Linked DNA regions of Mus musculus: region 2 is linked to region 1. A link is a loop called in an ENCODE intact Hi-C map of the cell type or tissue named here. Cell type or tissue: left cerebral cortex. All regions are shown on one strand. Links, peaks and the distances in the headings refer to the core of each region. The heading gives the core; the rest is flanking DNA. Region 1 has its middle 45 kb from the start of Gm40118. Region 2 holds the start of Kcnd3 (potassium voltage-gated channel, Shal-related family, member 3).

Region 1 (10,287 bases), core at 823-8,822:
TGGACTAAACTCCACCACATTGTGCTTCCTCCCTCCAGAAGTCCCTTTGAGTCAGTTCCCATATTGGCAGTCAAAAGGAGAGTCTTGGAAAGCAATTAACATTACCATCCATACTAATGGTTATTGAGTACCTATTTCATGTGGTCCAGAAACTGTCATGATTTATCTCACTTATCATCATCTCTTCATCTGCAACATCATGAAAACATTAGCATCAAAGAGTATTCATAAAGAGCCTACTTTTCTATAACAACACTCAGCTAGACTGAAAGGGAGTGACATCAGCCACATCCAAGTCCCTTGACAGTCTTCTAGACAGGCACACTGATGTGAAGACAAATGCACAGGGTGTTAGACTAAGACAGGAAGAGACAATGAGATATTTCCCTCATTATCAGGTAAGAAGTGAGAGCGGGAAGCCAGAATAGACCCTGCAGATAAGCTAAGGGCCTGAGAGGTCAAGGTGGAGAGAATGGGTCCCAGTTGGGGAAAAACTCCAGCTCTGCTCAACCTGGCCAAGAAAATGCAAGGAAAGAAACATAAAAGAAACTGAAAAAGCCAGTCCAGTACCTAGTCCAGTTTCTATGATCAAAGCATATATGCTTAGACTTGGAAGGGGAATTTGTGGGAAGGGGAATTATGGGAAGAAAGAAGTGCTGGCATATATAAATGGACTAAGAGGCTAAGAGAAGAAAGGCCAAAAGAATTTGTCAGTGTTGGTATCAATCTATCTGGAAGATCTTAAAAAATATCCAGCCTGCAAAACAGAATGAGCAGGGGGGGGGGAATAGAGAGGTATGATAAACCCCAAAGGGCAATGGTACCAAGTAGAGATGGAGAGAGGGGGCTTGGACAATCTAAGGGTGGGGGAAAGGACAGAAAAAAAGAGATCAGAATGAGGGTAAAGGGTGGAATCCGAGATAGGAAACACCAAAGGCTCCGCCAGGTAAAGAAGACACAAAGGAATCCCTAAACAGAGGACAGAGAAGGTCTAAGAGAAGAAGCAGTAAAACTAGGCTGCAAAGGAGGGTGGGAAGAGAGAGGGCTCTATGAGTCTCAACACTCCCCTCAGGAAATTGCTGTTCTCGTCCACCCTTCTGTCCTTCCGTCCTCTCGTCTGGGAGCCTTTCTAATTTTTCCTCTCCTCTGTTCTCTGAATGGATAGCAGGCATGCTGTTGTGCCATTCTTCCAAACACTCAACCATCCTCCACCCTCCCGTCACTCTGCGTGATTGACACCAAACTTGTTCTTACCGCTAGTAAACTCTAAATCAGCAGTTCTCAACCTGTGGGTCACAACCCCTCTACCAACCCTTTATCTCCAAAAAATATTTACATTGTGATTCATAACAGTAGCAAAATTACAGTTATGAAGTAGCAACAAAAAGAATGTTATGGTTAGGGGGTCAGCACAACATGAGAAACTGCATTAAAGAGTCACAGTATTAAGAAGATTAAGAACTGCTGTCTTTATTCCTGTCCCAGCAACACTGATTGATCCTATTTTCAATAGCTTTATAAAGATCTTTTGAGATGACCTTATATCTTCCTACCTGCCATGCGAATTAATAATTAATAATTGATTAATAATAATTAATTAATCATATCCACTCCAAGATCCATTCAGTCATTAAGTACATATTTCCTGATAATTAGTCCCAGTTCCATGCTCCTTGTTGGAGTTTTAACCCTGAACATCATAGAGCAACTTCTGATCCATGGAACTTGGTGATTCATAGCCAAGTCAGGTATTAATCAACCAACTACTACTATGGCAAGTGCCACATGGGAGAAACAGAGGGTGGCATGAAAATGTAGAACTGAAGCCGAGTATTGGGGTGGTAATGTTCCAGCTGACCACTGAAGAAATAGGGGACCTTGACAGTCCTGGTGCCTGTGATTCCTGCATCTGAGAGGCGGGAGCAGAAAGATCAAGAGTTCATATCCAGCCCTTGCAATACAGTGAACTCCAGGCCATCTTCCAGTGCAGCAAAGCAAGAGCCTATCTCAATTTAAAAATAAGCATAAGAGAAGGAAGGAGGAAAAGGAACAAGCAATTGGAGAGGTTGCCAGGCTTGTCCTTTCATGGGGTCTGGAAATTGCAAAATTTGCAGACCTAGACTCAAAGCTATCCTATGGTAGCATTTCTACCATCATTACCTCTGTGTCCCTAAGAACACCATCTGATAGGCATAGTATATACAGGGGTAGACACTGCCATGCCTTCAGGGAAGACTCCATGCCACCTCCAAACCTTAGTGTCTCTTTCTGTGTCTTTCACCCACCCAAACTCCCCTGCCTGCATCCCCCCAGGTCCTGCAAACTTATCACACCCTTGTCTGCAGGTCAAGCCCTGAGCATCAGTTGGCATCTCCCATCTTGACTTCACTACTGTGTTTGCACTATCATCCAACACCTTTTAGCCTCTACCGTGCCAAGTAGGCACACTGCTGCTGCCATTTCTCCATCCTGAAAGGCTGTGCTTGCCACTACTCTAAACCCTACTCACCGTGAGTCTTCTCTCCTCTTCTCTCACTCATTGGCATATTGCAATGAAAAAGTGCAAGGAACCCAAGGTCAGAACCAGTGATGAATTCCATGTACTGCTTAAATTCTCTCAACCTGTTGCCCCATCAGCAAAATTTGGGCATAACAGAAATATTGACATAGGAATCAAAACATCAAAAAAAGCTAAGTTTCTATCTGAAAAATCCTTCATAAACTGAGAAGCAACTTCAAAGAATGAGAAATTGACTGACAGCCCCTCTCTCCACTCACCCATTCGTGCAAACAGCATGAAACACTTGTGCCAGAACTTGAACCGTGGCCTTAGTTTTCTCCCTCAATCATACTAGAAACCACCCAAGGGACAGGTATTCTTCACTCCCTTCCTCCATCCTCTGTGGTACATAGGAAAGAACTGGGAACCTAGTAAATACATCTGGGTGAAACTAAGATCTATGAGGTCTGTGAATATGATGGAGATATTCCCGAGTCAAGTGGGCTTAACTCAAAGGCAAAGGTACAGGCATACATGCACACACGGCTTCCACTGAGTCAGCAGATCGGGGTACTCCGTCTCACAAACCCCAAGAATGAATTTCAAAGACAATGATGGGTGAGATCAAGAAGTTTTATTATAAAGAGAAAGCAAGCAGAGTTCCCGCACATTAGACAGGTTCACAAGAGAGGGTTACTGGCAAGTTTAGACTTGGGGGCCTGGCATACATAATGGGAAGGGGCCAGAGACTGAGACAGAATTGCTGCCAAAGGATTTTTTTTTTTTTTTTTTGGCTAGGGGCTAAATAGGCTCATTCCTGAGGAAGTAAATTGGTCTTTGAAATGATTTGGATGACATATGGCATTATGGGGTGGTAAGATGACCAGTCCAGCTGGTCAAACCTTAGAGCCCTGTGAGATGTACTGTACCTCTCCATCCTGGTGACTAGACAGGTTTCAGCACAACACATCCAAAGATCAGGGAAGTATCTGATCACAAGTAGCTTCCAGGCAGCTCTGCTCATTAATTCTCTGTGCAAAAGAAGAAAGATTTAAAACCAAGGACACAAACCAATATCTCTAGTCAAAATATTTTCCATGTTTCTGGTGATGAACCAGCCTGCCTCCGTTTTAGGCTTGAGAAACATCTTATAGTAAAGATGAACTAGGCTTGTTCTTGTTTATAATTAAATCTCTGTTTCTCAAGAACTGGGCTATGCCCCATCTGTAACCTTAACTACAAATGGTTCTGTACTGCCTGTTTCAGGAAAGTACAGCCAGGGCTTGTTTCAGAAAGTTGTTTATAACCGCCTTGAAACCCTACTTTTGTTTCAAAAGGTTGTTTTGACTACCGTCATGACTGCCTTGTTAGGACCACCTTGTCTTTGTGTCTTGTCTCAGGAGGTTTAGGTCATTATGACTGACTTGTTTTGCTTATCTGTTGCTCCTGTAACCCCAAGTTTAGCCACCAAATCCCCTATTTGGAAACCCTCTACCCCAAACTATAAAAACTTTATTTTTTCTGCATCCAAGGCTGATCTCTTGAACCCCACTCCCACCTTAGGGGGAGGCAGTTCGTGTACACAAATTAAAGAGCTTGCTTTAATTAATCGCCTGTTTTAATTAATTTGGCCGTGGTGATTTGGGTCAGTGGTCTTTCTCCTAGCATCTTTGGGACTCACACTGGCCTCCAGCCAAGACACAACTGCAGTAAGACTAAGGACACTCCTGACAGAACTGGCTGCTTTCAGGGTCTCCAACTGATCCTATCCCTGCAAGTTTCTTTCTCCTAATCTCATCACAGGTTTATGGCTGAGCTCTCCTAAAGTATCAGGAGGCTGTCCCATGGTGATATGGAGTTATTGACACCTGCGAGGCTGTCTGGGAAATGAGCCAGCTCTTCATGCCTCTAACCTCGGGCTATCACATCCCAGAGATGTCAAGACTCCCAATGCCACCAGAACCAGCAGCCATTAGATTGATTTAGAGAGACTTGTTTTTTTGGTTTTTTTTTTTCCCCAGAAATATCTGGATTTCTGTTCCCCTTGCCAGCCTAGCTATAGCCCTAGGATTATAACGATAAATTTCCATTTAGCCATGACAAATGACTGCACAGCTCCCTTCCTCCTGTCACCCCAACCACCTACTTTTGAAGTTTCACTCTCAGAGGCAGCTGGAGGGCCTTGCCTCTGTGTGACACTGGCAGAGTCTACCATTCACAGGGGCCTAACACCAGTGTTATTTCAGAGCAGACTGTGCCCTGGGAGGAAAAGCAGCCCTGTGGGACAAGGCTGGGGTGTAAAGTCTTCCAGCCTTCCCTGGGTGAAGTCCCTGCTGATCTGGGATGAGGACAGGAGAAATCTGAATAAGAAGAGGCTGGTGGTAGAGGGGAAGGAGGAAGAGGCAAAAGAAAAAAGAAAAAAAAAAGTTCATTAGCTGCATTGATTCAAGGGGAAGACGAGTGATTAAATAATTCACCCCCAAGGAAGAGGCTCCCCTCCTGCTCTTTCCTTGGCAGGATGCAGAGATAATTTTGTATCGAATCAGTCCTTGCTCTGTCTGAGCTGGGGCTAGAGTGAGGGGGCTGTGGAGTGAGACTGCCACACCTCCGGCAGCCAACCCTTAGCCAAGCATTTTAGAGGAGGCGGGGCAGCGCCCTCTGGCTTCTGAATCAGCTACTCCCGGTGGAGGTACGCTGAGCTGAATTAAGCCCAGCACCAAAAGGTTCCTTCATAAAGCTTCTGTTCCCTGAGGCAGGGGCCCATGACAGAGGGGAGAGGAGCAAAGGTGGACCAAGGACTGGAAAATGTACAAAGTAAGCAATCTCCATCGTCAGCGTCCAAAGCCAACCGTCACACCACTTAGAAGAGAAAGGAGATAGCATTTCCATTGAGCCTGCTTGGTTCTGAGGGCATTCAGCCTGACTTACCTGTTTTTATTGCCCTCTTGTTATCTGCCAGGCAGAGGGACGGAACACAGAGAGACAGTCCCTCCAGGCTTTCAGTCATTCTACATAAGGAAAGGAAATGTGAACAAGTAACTGTCAACGGTATTAAGTTAAGACTGGCAGAAGGTGGGGGTGTAAGAAGGAGGGAGGAGGCCAGGGGCCTCTGGAAGGTTCCCACAGGAGGTGTGTACTTTGCTGGTTCACATACCCCAAGCTCTGCTGCTCACAGTGTTCTAGCCCAGACTCCTTCGCCAGTTCACAGCTGTCGGAATGTGGCCAGCCTCACTCCTGCTTTCCCCCAGCCCAGGATCCTTGCTGTAGGATCTACCTTGCTAGAAAAGGGTGTAGTCCAGCCCCTTCCTGTGAGAACACCAGAGGCTTGGTGCAAGAACTTCTTCATACACATTTCCACAACAGGACTCGGCCTTGCCAACTTGATGCCACGTTTTGGTGAGTGAGCAACTCTCGGATTGTCCTCTCAATTTTCTACTTAGCTTATACAGTCTTCAAATCAAGTTTGAATCCAGCCTGGAAGACAGGGTGTCTAGCTGTCCTGGGCCGGTCCTTCATGCAGGTAGAAGAAAGAGAAACCTGCCCCCCTCCAACACCAGCCTTCCTTCCCCCATCTCTTTCACTCTTGGCTCTGAGACAGAAACCACCAAAAGAGGAAAGGAGGTAAAATAAACTCCTGGCTCCCTGCTTTTTTCCCCACACCTGACGCCTGCCCATCAGCTTCCACCCACCTAGCACTAAATACTTGAAGACCTTCAGGCAAGATGCTGACCTCCCATTATCCCGCCTCTGCAATCAATAAGAGCTTGCCTTTCCCTGCAGTTAAGAGCCGCCCGGCCTCTTCTTCGGCCAGTTGCTGCTCTCTTCTCCCATGAGCCAAAGCCCCCATTAAAGCCTTGCCTGCAACGTACACAAACTTGGCAGGGTCTCATTTCTGTTGCTTCAAAGCCAAAAGATCCAGGTCTCCAGTAAACACATCCACTTCCTATTTAACCAAGGACTTCCAGCAACAAATTCACAAAGTAAGGGGAGTTTTGGGTTTTGTTTTGTTTTGATTTTTGGGTTTTTTTTCCTGTAAGAGCTCCATAAAGAAATAAAATTGGTTTTGGCCAAGTTGAAGGAGAAGCTAGATGTTCACATAACTGATCCCAATTGTTTAACTTCATGCTCCCACTGTTTCAGTCATGTGATGCCAACTCCTGCTTCCTAGGAAAGCACTGAAGACAGTGCCAGGATGTCCATTTCTGATCGAACACTTATTTGAGTCAGGCTCCATGTTCCTTTTGCCTCCACCTAGCAAGTTGCTCACACTTAGCAGCTTTGTCAAGATAGAAATAAGAATGGTGGCACACGCCTTTAACCCCAGCACTCAGGAGGCAGAGGCAGGCAGATTTCTGAGTTCGAGGCCAGCCTGGTCTACAAACTGAGCTCCAGGACAGCCAGGGCTATACAGAGAAACCCTGTCTCGAAAAACCAAAAAAAAAAGAATGCCTGTGTTGGCAATCAGTTCTAACGCACTTTGTCATATTTCAACTCCTCCAGACCTGAGGGTCCCTGCCCCCAGCTGGTTTCGATTGATAATAAAGAATTACCATACACCCAATGACTGGGCCAAAAGATGGAGATGAGACTTTTAGATTACACAGACAAGGGGCCAGGAGAGGGACGAGAGGAGAAGCCATGACGGGGAAGGAAAAAGATGAAATTTAAAGGCCCACTGGCATGTAAGAATCCCAGAAAGTGCCCAGAGACCACTTCCGCAGTTAAGTCTGAGGTAGCAGAGATGAAATATAGGTTTTAAAATACATTAACTCAGGAATACCAGAAGGGGGTATGATGGCTAGCCATGGGGGAATTTAGAAGTGCCCAACCATTGAGCCAGTCAAAACATATCAAAATTAACTTGTGTGTGTATGTGTTTCATTTGAGAATCTAAGGGGCTCTGGTGGGTGGCTGAAAGAGCCACCCACCTGAAGCCAAAGCAGTTGAACTAATTTACCGCTACAGATGGCACTAACATGGTAAGCAAGAACTCACTATTAAAAATTATTTAGAGATTCTCTGATGGCATACACACATGCCATGATGTTAAATTAAGATTTGGGGGAGAATTGGCTTCTTAGCAGGCTATAGGTTTTGCCTGAGCCACATGGGGAGTCCAGAACAATACAAAGAACTTGAGCTCAGAGATGCTGGGAGCCCCTGCTGTGCAAAGAGACAGGTTGCTCAGAGGCAGAGAGAGTCAGATGGTAGAGAAAGTCAGATGGTAGAGTCAGATGGTAGAAAGAGTCAGATGGTACAGAGAGTCAGATGGTACAGAGCGAGAGTCAGATAGTAGATGCTTGTTTCCTACAAGCAGATAATCAAAGGATAGAGATGAATGAAATTTGATTTAATTGTTTTTAAGGACAGAAGGCTGTATAATGGTAATTGTTTAAATGTTCTTAAGTATACATGGAATAAAGAAATCTAGGCTTTTGATCTTAAATTATAGGTTGTACTGGCTGGTTTTGTGTCAACTTGACACAGCTGGAGTTGTCACAGAGAAAGGAGCTTCAGTTGAGGAAATGCCTCCATGAGATCCAACTCTAAGGCATTTTCTCAATTAGTGATCAAGGGGGAAAGGCCCCTTGTGGGTGGGACCATCTCTGGGCTGATAATCTTGAGTTCTATAAGAGAGCAGGCTGAGCAAGCCAAGGGAAGCAAGCCAGTAAAAAACATCCCTCCATGGCCCATGCATCAGCTCCTGCTTCCTGACCTGTTTCAGTTCCAGTCCTGACTTCCTTGGTGATAAACAGCAGTATGGAATTGTAAGCTGAATAAACCCTTTCCTCCCCAACTTGCTTCTTGATCATGATGTTTGTGCAGGAATAGAAACCCTGACTAAGACATAGGTCAAAAGGCAGAGGGTAGGGAGCCAAACCTATCTCAGACAGTAGAGACTTAGGCCTTGAACTCACTATTTAAAATTAATCATAAAACAAACAGGAGATAGTGGAGGAGCACTATCTCAATAGATAATATTTGTTTAGATTGTTTTAATTGCTTTGAGTTGTTTTAATTATCAAAATGAATATGATTATACATTTGGTGGTATTTATATTTAAATTCCTCTGAGAGAGAGGTCAAGCTATACTTTTATGATTTCCAGTTATTGGACCACAGTCATGCTATTTTGGGAGAGAGGCTCTATATTTGTGTTAACAGGAAAGAAGAAAAGGCTTTGGACCCTCCCCCCTTCCAAAGTAATATGGATCAGATATAATAGGGGAAGACCCCCTGAAGATCTTGGTTACAGACAGAAAAGAAAAATCAAGAAGACCAAACGGGATAGCTAACTTGATTTGCTGATTCCTCAACATGGGAACAGCCCAGTAACTGGCTTAGATAAAAAAAAAAAAAAAATGTCTCTAGCCAAAATTTCAGCTAATTTAGACAATAACATCTTAATGTTTACAAATTGTTAGTCTCTTCCCTCCCAATAGTAGTCAGAGGTACCATTGACCAACTAAGAAGTGGGACTTTTCCCAAAGTATTAATATACACTTCATGCAGGTGTTCACCATATGGATGTGTCCATATTTATGGGATTTCCCCACTGACCTGAATTCCACAAGGGAAGTGAGAACTGTTGAGCATGACCACGTAAGCTACAACCATAGTTAGCATAGAGAGATGAGCTGAAATATACAACAGAGGGGGCATTTATATCTATTTAGTCTGGTTCTCAGCTGAAAACAGTTAACAGTAGCTTCCAAGTTAGATAGTTGAGCTCCAAGTGCAAAGAGTTTGGGGAGCATTTCAAGGTTTCAGCTTCTTTGATACTTACTCTCCCTAAGAACTGATATGCACAAAGGACCTGAGATAGTATCTAAGCCAAGCCCTGGAGGCCCAAATCGGGGAGTAACTTAACCTCCAGGTCACCTGGCTCCCAATATTGGGTTTTGGGACATCATCACACAGCCACTGGTTTTTCCAAGAGAAGAAAGATGGATTAAGATTGGCAGGTGGAGGGGCTAGAGAGATGGCTTGGAGGTTAAGAGCACTGATTGCTCTTCCAGAGGTCATGAGTTCAATCCCCAGCAACCACATGGTGGCTCACGACCATCTGTAATGAGATCTGATGCCCTTTTCTGGTTTTTCTGAAGACAGCTACAGTGTACTCATATACATATAATAAATATAAATATAATAAATAAAACATTTTTTAAAAAAGATTGGCAGGTGGAAACATTTATAACAACATCAATCACAAAGCATTGATTGATCAACCAACTACTATGTACTTAATGCTTTTCAAAGCACTTTGGCAAATAGAAAAGAGGAATCTAAACTGGGGAGCAAGTACTCCACGTGATATCTCTGCCTGAATCACGCCATAGGTGCTCATTAAACATTTGTAGCATTGCATCCCATAAACTGCAATAATACTGATCATTATTTACTGAATGCTTAGCGTGTGCCAGGGATCTTGTTCAAAGCTCTTCACGTGCATTTATCTCATTTGGTGCTAACCACACTTTAGAGTTGGACACTTCTAGTAACTATTTTTCAGATAATGCAACTGAAATGTAGAGAGGTCAAGCACGAAGCCATATCCTGGGCAAAGGGACAGAGGAAGAATGTGCATTCAACCACAAGATTGTAGAAGCCTTGAGACACACATATGGTGTGTGAAAAATCAGCCCCTTCTAGCTGAACTGCATTTGCCAGGTCAGAGCTAATAGAGCCTCTCAACACTCCTAGCATAGCCCTGTCCTTCCAAGGGTATGGTGAATGCAAGCCCTAACATACGCATAAACCCAAATGCACTGGGAGAGGCACCAAAA
Region 2 (10,287 bases), core at 1,058-9,057, 300 kb before region 1:
CTTTGGACCAGATATTCCTGTCCCTCATCATATACTTAGCTAGGGTTCCAAGGGGCGGGGGGTCTGGGAAACAAACAGCCATACACTAGGTATAGATCACTTCAATTCTGACTCAAATCATGTTTCCTGAGCACTGACAAAGCTCTGGGCATTGTCCAAGGCACGTTTGCATATCACAAAACATTAATTTATTTCCCAGAAAAAAAATCCTATGATGTTTCTACCTATTGGTGACAGGAAAAAAACAAAAACAAAAAAACAAAAAACTGCCCAAGCCTTAGAAGGTTCCTTCGAAGTGGCTAAGTCAATATATATGGACATTTTTCAACTCAGACCTTGTCTGACTCACTGCCAATGGCTTTCCTGAACTAGGTGCAGCCCAATCCTGATGCTCCCACGGAAGCAGGAAGCTGAGAGCACGGGCTCTGGGGACCCTTCAGTCTGTTTTGGTACTATCTATCCTGAACTTTTGGAAGCAAGCCACTGCTAACTTACTGGGTTGCAGAATCCTCATCTGTAAAATGAAGGAGCTAGGAAAGAAAGTGACAGAGAAGAAAGTGACAGAGGACCCATTGGTTCTAGTCATTCTCCTGGATCCAGGACACAGAGACCACAGCTCCAGTCTCTCCGAAACTGCCTTGTGATGGCTGCCCATGCAGAGCGGGAAGTGGAGCATCTGGGTTGGTTGCTGTGGGGATACAATTAGCCTGAGCCTCATCTCAGCAGAGGGAGTTCTGGGAATTCCTGATGAGGCTGGTGCCCAGAACAGGGCACACAACCTGCATCACTTGGAACCCAAAGCAATCTAAGGTTCAGCCTACCCACAGAAACCCACTCACCCTCCTAGAAAAGAAAAGAACTGGGCCTCCAGCCCCTCCTGGCCCTTTGACTCATGACCCCTAATACCTCTGCTGTATCTAAGATGGGCGCTGGCAGGGGTTCAAATGGCAAAGATTAAGAGACTGCTGAATCAGGACCTACTCGGGAAGAGCCTTGTTAGCCAGACACATGGCTCCGAGAAGACAATGCCCTTCTCTCCTGTCAGTCTCCCAGTACTGCCCCTTGGACTCTGGGATCCCATTGCCAGCTGCCTGACTTTGCAAGCTGAGCTCCATGCCCTCAGCTCCAACTCTGAGTCAACTCTTCTAAGGCCATGAGCAATTCACAAACTGCTTTCTGATGGGTAATTGAAAGCTCAGAGCGAGGCAACGTTAATCCTCTCCCTATCTATCCTAAAGTCTCTTGTCCCAAGGGCAAACTTTTACCCTGTACAATAATCCAGGGCAGTCTTTTTTCAAGAAGGCCCATGCAAGTACCAGATCATCTCCGGAGATTCAGAACCTATCGTTCAGGTTTAGAGTGCCAAGAAAATAGCAATTACCCCTTTACTGCTTTCTGTGCACATGTGCATATGTGCATACATGGACATACATGTACACACCTCGGTTTGGAAGAGGACTATCGTCTATCAGACAACAACCTCAAGTCCATACCAGCCACGCCCACCCAACAACCCTGCAGGGATGACCTGGCTTAAACAGGACTTTTACAGGTTCCTGCTGCAACACTCACCCCTAACAGCACCAGTGCCTCTCAGAGCTGGCCTGGGTATGAACCCTGCAACAGGCGCTATAGTGCGGCCCCATTTCCAGCCAATGGCACCGCATACGCCTCCCATACCACGGCTTTACTAGGACATGGGTGCTTTACAAATGAAAACTCTGAAGCTATTTTTGTTTGTGGCAAAAGAGTTTGACAGTAGGAAAGATTTGGCTGTGGGGTGAGGTAGGGATGCAGGAGGGAGAGAGATTAAAACCAGGTAAATGCAGAAATGACAAACATGAAAAAATCCTGAAAAAGAAAAAGAGAACACTTTCTCCTGCTGTAAAAAGTCAGCTGCCTGCTAAGCAACGTCTATTTTAGAAGCAGAGGGTCAAAAAAAAAAAAAAAAAAAAAGGCAGACCTCCTGTCCTGGGGGGTTGACACTTCCATTTCACCTGAACAGACACAAAGCAGAAAAACAAACAAAAAAAAAAAAGTCACATCACCAAGATCTGCCCTTCAATGACCTCGGAGGAGAGTCCTCAGAAATCAGAGCTGGTCTGGGGAACTGTTTCACGCCCCCAGGGAGTCTGTCCCGTGTCTGCGGGATTTTGTTGGGTATGAAATGAGCATGGGGGCCATGCTGGAGATCCCGTGGGGCACAGGCCTGGGACCTGCAGATCCTCTTCTTTACAGTGCCTCTCCTAGCTCCTAGGATGGCCAGTGCAGTTTCCCCAAACTCTTTCTCCAGCCTCCTCAACGGCAAAAGGAAGCCGCTGTTAATCGTTCTTCCTCTGGAGGTCCCTTGTGTACTTACGTCTTATAGCATTCAAGACGCAACATGGAAAAAAAATAAACACATCAGCTCCTTTCAGTGGGCCGGTATGTGTCCACATGGGGAAATGTACACACGCTTTGCATTGAATGAATGCCCAGAATCCCCCTTCCCCCCGCTTTCCGAGATTAAACCTTCAGGTTCCCTGGAAGTAACAGTAAATAAGGCATCGATTCAAGCATCACCTACATTCATGCATGACCACCCTGTAAAACCTGATTACTGATTGCATTGTGCCGCCTATCACCCCGTGAAAGTTCAGAGGCTCCGTCAAATACACGGAGACTTTCTTTGCCTTGATTTCAGGTCTGGAACCTCTCAGCCTGTTGCTGACTTATCAAGGCTGCCCGGGATAAAAGGAGAACAACGTGGGCTGAATTAAATGCCAGCACTAAGAAAGCACAGGAATCTAGTTGATTTCCAGGTAACTTCTCTGCCCATCCCTAGTGTAAACACTCTGTTAAAACAAATTTGAACCCCCTTCCCTATGGTCTCTCGGGACACTTATGGGACCTTTCCCGGGAAAGAAAAGATGTGCCAGGCAGGACGAGCTGGACCAGCCTCATCCTCTAACAGGCAAACACAGGCTCGCCTGGCTGGAGAACTTTGCAAAGCGCCCCAAACGGCTCCCAGCTTCCACTCTCAGCCATTTCTCTTCTCAGCTCACAAAGAGCGGGGACGGAGCAAACCGTCGCCACCTGCAGCCAGGTCCCGGGGCGCTGCTCCTGGCGCCCGGCGAGGGAAGGCAGGCCAATGGCAAGAGGGCAGAGGTTCACACCCCCACCCCCAAACCTCTCGGCGCCCCAGTGCCCGGAGGTGGCTCTGCAGCCCAGGGAACCGACGCCCCCAGGCCGGCTGCTTGCTCCCCCACGGCCCGGCCCCACCCCCAATCCTTCCGGCGCCCCAGCGCCCACCCACCCGGGCGCGGGAGTGGGAGGGTGCCGCGTGGGCAGCGGGAGCAACAGGCGTGGGAGCAGCGCTCCTCGCACTTGCTGTCTCTGGGAGGCTCGGTCGTTTCCCTCTTACCTTCGCCGAAGCCAGCCCCAGGCCCCGCGCCCCGCGCGCGCGAGGAAGCTGAGGCCAGGGGCCGCCGAGGCGCAGAGCGCCCAGCAGCGCGGGGAAGCGCCCAGCAGCCGCCGCTCGGGCGGCTCCTCCTCGCCGGCGAAGTCTCGCTCGTCCCTCCTTCACTCGGTCGGTTCGTGCGTCGGTCCGTCCGTGGGGCCGTTCCTCCCCCGCTGCCGCCGCCGCCGCCGCCGCCACCGCCACCGCCGCTCCAGCCCGGGCTTGGCAGCGTGTCCCCTCCCCGCCTAGCCGCTCCGCTCTCGGGCTCGTGAGCTCCGGTTCGCTCGTTCCCTGCCCCCGCCGCCGCTGATGCCGGGCAGAGCGGAGCCGGGCCGGCCACGGGCTGCCTCTCCCGAGGAGGCGGTGGGGGCGCGGCGCGGGCGGGGCGGAGAGGAGAGTCCGGGGGAGGCGGCGAGGCTGCGCCCTCCGCTCCCCACCGATCCCCACGGGCCGAGCGGCCCCAGGCCGGGCCCGAGAGAGCAGAGCGGCCAGGCTGCGGAGGGAGCGAGGAGGAGGACCCGGGAGCCTAGCCGCCGGAGGGTGCCCAGGGCGAGGGCGTGCGAGGGGGAGTGACTCTGCGCGAGGGTGTGTGTGTGTGTGTGTGTGTGTGTGTGTGTGTGTGTAGGGCGCGCGCGTGAGTGGGGGGGCTGCAGCGGGGGGGGGGAGGCGGGGAGACTAGGCAGAGCCTGGTGCGTCTCCCCAGGAGAGTGGAGGAATCCTAGGGTGTGCCTGGAGGTGGTAGTGGAGTGTGCGGACGCGAGTGTGAGCGCGTGTGCCGGCGAGGGTGGGCATGGGGCGAGCGTGGCAAGGTGAGCTTGGCTTGGGGGTGGGGGAGGAGCCGGGCGTGCGGCGTGATCGTGAGTTCGGGGGCGTGTGTGGCTGGGGACTTAGGAAGAGGTGGTAGGGAGCGCTGGCGTGTATGCGCGTGGGGTGTGTACACTTAACTGGCTGTCTGTTTCCCATTCACTGTCCACGCGGTAGAGCAACTAACTCCTCTCCTTGGTCACCTAGTGAGGTGCAGCTGGTCGCCGCGCAAGCTTACAGGCTGACCCTGAACAGTCAGGTGTGTTTGCCAAAGCTGGGAAGATCCCACGGAAGACAAACTGCCTTTATCTCCGCGTAAGAGCCACTGTCGTTCAGGAGTGACCTCTGACACATGGCCAGAAGGTCAGGATTCGCTCCAATACCCCACCACGAATACCCAGAATTAAGACTGGGGATTTAGGAACTCTCATTTCTCTATCTTTCCAAAGCGGGCCCAGGCCCTGGATCCTTTCCAGAGCCCAGAGTTATCTATTGCTTAGTACTCGGACCCAGCGTGAGGAGTGGGACAACCACGGGAGCATAGGATCCAGCTGAGAGTCCCAGGACCATCGCGGCAGCAGAGTAGAGCCCAGTCCTGGCTGCTAAGCCAAACCGTGGCCGGCTTTCCCTGTGTCTCCGGCCTGGGTGCTGGGACTCCCGAGCCTGGAGATCGCGAAGCAAGCAGCTTCGTGCCTCTGCCCGGACCGGAACGCCTTGGCTTGAGAGATGGCAGCTCTGAGTATGGAAAGGTGTGTGCTGAAACACAAAAGCAGAGGAAAGAGAAATGTGCGGAGAGGGTGAAGGCGTGAGTCAAGAATAGGGTTTCTGGTTTGTGGCAAACCGATCCTGTTCCAGAAGTGCAAGTCGAGGAGTAGTTATTGAGGTCTCAGCTACTCTGGGCCTCCAGTACTTCTGAGCTTCTTTTTCATAGGCTCACTTACCCTAACCAAAGCTCCTTTAAGTTTGTCAGTATGAAAGGTGTACAATTGGCCCTTCAAGAGGTGGGTGTGGACCCCATTAACATTTGCCCAGAGTCCAAGAACCCCGTGAGATTTGCATACTCATTTGCATACAGTACTAATGATTAACAACACTGCCACTCCCTGGCCAACCCTGGAAGAATTCAGGGAAGGCCCTGGCGAGGATTCTCCCTCCCTCCTCTATTTGGGAGAGGTTTTTGTTGTTGTTGCTACTGCTAGTGGTGGTGGGGTTTTGTTTTGTTTTTTTGTTTTTTAAATCTCAGTTGAATTGACTCCTGAGAGAAGGTTCTCTGTCTCTGAGAAGCCTGGTCCCAGTAGTGACATTTTCCTTTGATCTAACACCTTCTGTCCAGTTTTGGAGCAGTGAAAATATAATATCTTATTTCTGTCGAAGTTTGAATTTCCTGTACGGCATTGCCATTGTTCAGCAACATAAAGGTACTTCCAGGATCGAGCCCCCCAAACTGTCAGGGAGGGAACACCACTAGACTCTTGGAGTGGTCTACTAATGTGACAGCTTGTGGTCTCTGGGACTTTGTAAGCCATTTGTGGAGACAGGACACTCACACCCTGCCCCACATCCTCCAATCCCGATCCTCAGATGCTCATACTTGGCAATCTAAGTGCAGTGCCTGTGAACTGCTCTCTCTCTCTCTTTCTCTCTCTCTCTCTCTCTCTCTCTCTCTTTTTTTTTTTTTTTTTGTCTCCAGTATCTCAAGAAAAGTAAGGGAGACTTGGATTTCTAGTTCAGGCCACTGTGGGTTTTGTTTACAGTTCTCCTTGAGGCTGGATGGTGAGGAGAAAGAAGGTACCTGGCTTAGGTTCAAGCCACTGGAGGAGACACTGTCCAGGAGATGCTGGGTACCCTCCATTTCCTCCTAGAATCTCCCTAGCCATGCCTGTTGACTCCTTCCCCCCTCTGCCTCTGGACCAGCCTGGCCGGGATTTTTCACTTGCTTTTCCCCCATGACGCGGCCGCTTTTCCTTTAACTCTCAGCTTCTATTTAAAAAGCTAATTTGGGAGCCTGTCGATGCTCCCAATTCAGACATTTTAAATAGGAACTGAAAGTCAGGAACTGCCAGGGCAGTAGGTTTCCTCCTCTTACCACTGACAGGGCTCAAGTGTTGGTTCAGTCACTCCAGCCCCAGTGTGTATGTGTGTTCTGCAAGCTCAGAGTGTATTTCAGGTTATCTTTTCCATTTAAAGACAATGCTCCTATGGGAGATTGCATGTGTGTGTCTGTGTCCTTTCCAAGCTGTGCACACGTAAGGATTCTTCCTTGGTCCCGAGGCTCTGGTGGTGTCTGTCGCCATGTGGACTGTGAGAGAAAAGAGCAGCATAGCTTATAGTCTGCTCCCTCTTGGCTGTTGTTGCCTGCGCTGTTCTTTCTAGCGCTGTTGAACTCAGGCTTGCTCTTTGAAGCTTGCCTAGGTATCCTAAAGGCTCGCTCTAGCCCTCACTTCTTGTGGCTGTCCTACTTCGATTGTTTGTCCCCGTGCTGGGCAACTATTTTGAAGTTGGGACTTTTCTGAGGGTTGCAAGCTTTCTACATTGAGAATCTCATGTACCTTGAAGGGGTAAAACATACTTTGAGGTCAGAGTGATTCAATCTGTCTCTGGCTGTTACTAGGTTTGAGCCTGTCTCTGGCTGTTACCTGGCTGTGGGACCATAGGGAACTTACTTAACCTCTCTGTGCCTCCCCCACCCCACCATCTCTAAAATGTTCAATGATAAAAATTACAGCTCTTCAGTGACTGTCATAGATAACATGCCTGGAATTTGGGTAGTTGTTTGTTGTTTAAGATAGGAGGTATGGAGAACTTTGTCTAGGAAAAAAAGTTAGAACTGTCAGATTGTGTGGGGGTGCACGGGCACACACATTAAACCACTATGCACATGACAATACAAATGCCAGGCTGGAGCCTGTCAGGTCACATTGAATCATGGGGCTGAGTCCCTAAGCTCCAGAAGAGCATAAGGGGACAGAGCCAGAGCCATAGGGACAGCAATAAGGAAGGGGACAGAGACAGAGTCAGAGACAGTGATGAGGAAGGGGACAGAGAGAGATTCAGGGACAGCGATGAGAAAGGGGACAGAGACATAGTCAGAGACAGCGATGAGCAATCCACATGCCCAGAGGTAAGTTTTACACAGAAGGAATAAGTGCTGAGACCTGTCTGTCCACAGGCTCCAACCTCCTGCTTTATCCAAGCATTTACCCAAACACACACAGGCAGGTTCCAGAAAATGAAGCCATGGGGAGTGTTCAGCAAGAGTAGCCTCCAGTTCTTCATGCCACTTTTCTTTTTCTCCTCTTCCTTCTCTTCCTCTTCCCCCTCTCCCTCCTTCTCTTCTTTCTCTTCATCCTCTTCCTCTTTTTCCCCATCACCTCCTCTCCCTCCTCCTCCTCTTCTTTTTTTTTTTTTTTTTTTTCTGGTTCAGTCCCTGCTTCTCACTCCCTTGTCTCACCATCAGGCAGAGGAGCTGATGAATTTGCTACCAGAGTCCATTTCTTTCAGTTCAAAAGAACATGAGCATATGAGGAGGGACATGGGAGACCAGAAGCCAGAAGAGGAGCTACGAGCATAATGACATGGGCCCTCTGGGGGGTCTGGGGGGACCCATTGTGCCTTGCAAATCCTGAGGCATATTCAGGGTCTTATACTTTTTTATTGCTGTAATAAAACATCATAATCAAGGAAATTTATAAAAGAAAGTGTTTAATTTGGAGCTCTTGGTTTCAGATGGTTAGAGTCCATGTCCACCATGGTAGGGAGCATGGCATCAGACAGGCGGGCATGCTGCTAGAGCAGGAGATGAGAGGACCCATAAGCACAAGGCAAAGAGAGAAGAGAGAGGAGAAAAGAAGGGGTGGGGGAGGGGAAAGAGGGAGAGAGAGCTCTAGCTAGCTAACTGGGAATGAAGTGGGCTTTGGAAAACTCAAAGCCCACCTCATAGTGACACACCTCCTCTAACAAGGCCATACTTCCTAATCCTTCCAAACAGTTTCACCAACTGGGGACCAAGTATTCAAACACATGTGCCTATGTGGGGGTTGGGGTAGGGAGTATTTTCATTCGAACCACCGCATCTAGCTATGCATGTCAATTCCGAGCTGGAACATCCCTAAGTTGGCTGCTGGCTGTGTATTCTGTGCCTTTATGGTAGACATCAATACTCAGAGATACACAAAGGAAGGGAGTTGGTAGAGGGGGACCTCTGCAGTGTTCCCCTTGTCTTTTGAGACAGGACTCCTCATTAGGAACTGCAGCTCAGCCTCTTAGGCTAGGGTCTGGACAGCAAGCCCCAGGGACCCTCCTATCCCTGCCTCCCCAGAGATGGGGTCATACAGGTACTGTTGCACCTGGCCTTTTTTGTGGGCATTAGAAACTAACCCGAGGTCCTCACACTTGTGTGGCAAGCACTCTACTAGCCAGCTTTCCTCAGCTCCAGTGCCTCCTCCTGCATGTGCACTGTTTCCAGAACCATTTCTTGCTCTTCTTTGCTTCTCTGTCTGTTGTTTTCCAGGAAAAGTTTATACAGACATGTGGTGTTAACTTTACTCTGGCTTCTTGGTTTCTCTGTTCTTGACCACCCCCCCCCCACCTCTTTGTTACATCTCACTACCCTCTCCTACTGGATTATCCCCGTGCTGTCATCTGTCTCACTTCTGGACCTACTTGACCTACTTACACTCTCCTCCCAGAGCACAGGCTCTGTCCCTTTCTGATGGCTTCTTGCCCCATCAAGTCTTCAAACCTCTGCACATGCTGTCTCCCGTCCTCCAGAAATGCCCACCACTACTTTCTCATTGTTTCCACATTGTTGGGTTATGTGAACAAACATGTATTCACCCCGCCTAGGGGACTGATGTCAGGTCAAGGATTCCACTCAAATGTAGTGAGTTTATAGCGAGTATATACAGGAACATGAGGAGCTTGGGTAGGGAGTTGGGATCATTGCAGCCTTAAGAGTTCCCTGCCCAACTTGTACCCAGCTCTTACCAGACAGCATCTTCTCCCAACAGTTGTTCAATGTTTCGCAACCTTGGTTTTGGCAGGTGGTGGTGGTGGTGGTGGTGGTGGTGGTGGTGGTGGTGGTGGTGGTGGTGGTGCATTCATGCTTGTGAATTTGAAAGTTGCTGGGTTTCCTGAACCTCTAAGTTTATTAACTTCTTATTCCTACGAGTCTCTCTACTCCTTCCAGGAGAGTTTGTCTCAGTTCTGAGGAAGTAACTACAGAACACTCTTTTCCTAGCTGACCTTACTCAGTCTCAAACCTTAAATACCCAGCACAAAGTTTACATTCTAAGTTTTAATAAAGTCCTTCCTGCATCCCAGATGAACCGACTATTCGCACTTCCTGGGTTCTGCAGTCCTTCCTGTGTATCCTAAGGGTAGTTCTTCCCATCTGTACTGCACAGGCTTAGTTGTCTGCACACGATGTCTCTTTCTAGCCTTTATGTGGTAAGGCAAGGACTCGGTCTCAGCCAGCTCTGACTCCTGACACAGCGTGAGGCACATGGGAGATGCTCAGTGCATCTAGATGATGACTTATTCTAACAGTCACTCCTGTAGTTCCCTTGATTATGAGTGTGCAGAATAGGTGACAGATTTGCCATCTGGTCTGTGTCCAAGTCCCTTTTCGATGGATCTCAAACATGGGCATGGAGACACAATGGGGAGAGAAAAAAAGACAAGGGTATTCAATTTGGGCTGATCCAAGATGAAAAGAACCCCCATCACATCCTCTTTCCAGGGAAAGGCTATAGCCTGGGATCAGCTGCTCTGGCCTGTGAAGACTGGGCCAGTGTTTAACCAGACTGGTTTACAGAGACTCCTTTTTTTTTTTTTTTTTTAATTCTACCCTACAAGATGTGAATCACATCCTCAGAACATCACCTCTTTGGGAACAGCCAGGACACAGTCAATTGCAATGTCCCTGTTTCTTTGCAGCAGTGACCATAAAGACAAGTGTGGCTTAAAAAACACCAAGACTGAAGGCTGCTGGATTTGAAGTAAACCTTATATGAGATCAACAAATCCAGAACAGTGGAGGCTTA

What was found. Hi-C counts contacts between places; a loop is a spot of excess contacts. Peaks named below come from ENCODE experiments on the same cell type or tissue, not always from the same donor. Only the 100,000 strongest peaks of a DNase experiment are listed, where the experiment ranks them.
Region 2: a loop joins it to region 1, with 2.4 times the contacts of the local background. A loop is called at or near these places in 2 of 42 quality-filtered maps.

Annotation. Positions count from the first base shown.
Region 1 is chr3:105,146,833-105,157,119 of GRCm38, reverse strand. No RefSeq gene overlaps it. Among named protein-coding and RNA genes, the nearest start is that of Gm40118, 45 kb to the right of the region's middle. In left cerebral cortex, for the core only: a CTCF peak has its summit at 5,163; a DNase peak (open chromatin) is centred at 5,147.
Region 2 is chr3:105,445,834-105,456,120 of GRCm38, reverse strand. It overlaps Kcnd3 (potassium voltage-gated channel, Shal-related family, member 3), which reads right to left and starts at 4,231. Exons shown (of 8, transcript NM_019931.2): 1 at 3,404-4,231. Kcnd3os (potassium voltage-gated channel, Shal-related family, member 3, opposite strand) reads left to right here and starts at 3,166. Exons shown (of 4, transcript NR_040759.1): 1 at 3,166-3,568; 2 at 4,451-4,606; 3 at 4,693-4,992; 4 at 7,701-7,931. In left cerebral cortex, for the core only: a CTCF peak has its summit at 5,346; DNase peaks (open chromatin) are centred at 3,625, 4,281, 4,896, 5,214 and 5 more places; H3K4me3 peaks cover 3,500 bases; H3K27ac peaks cover 2,642 bases.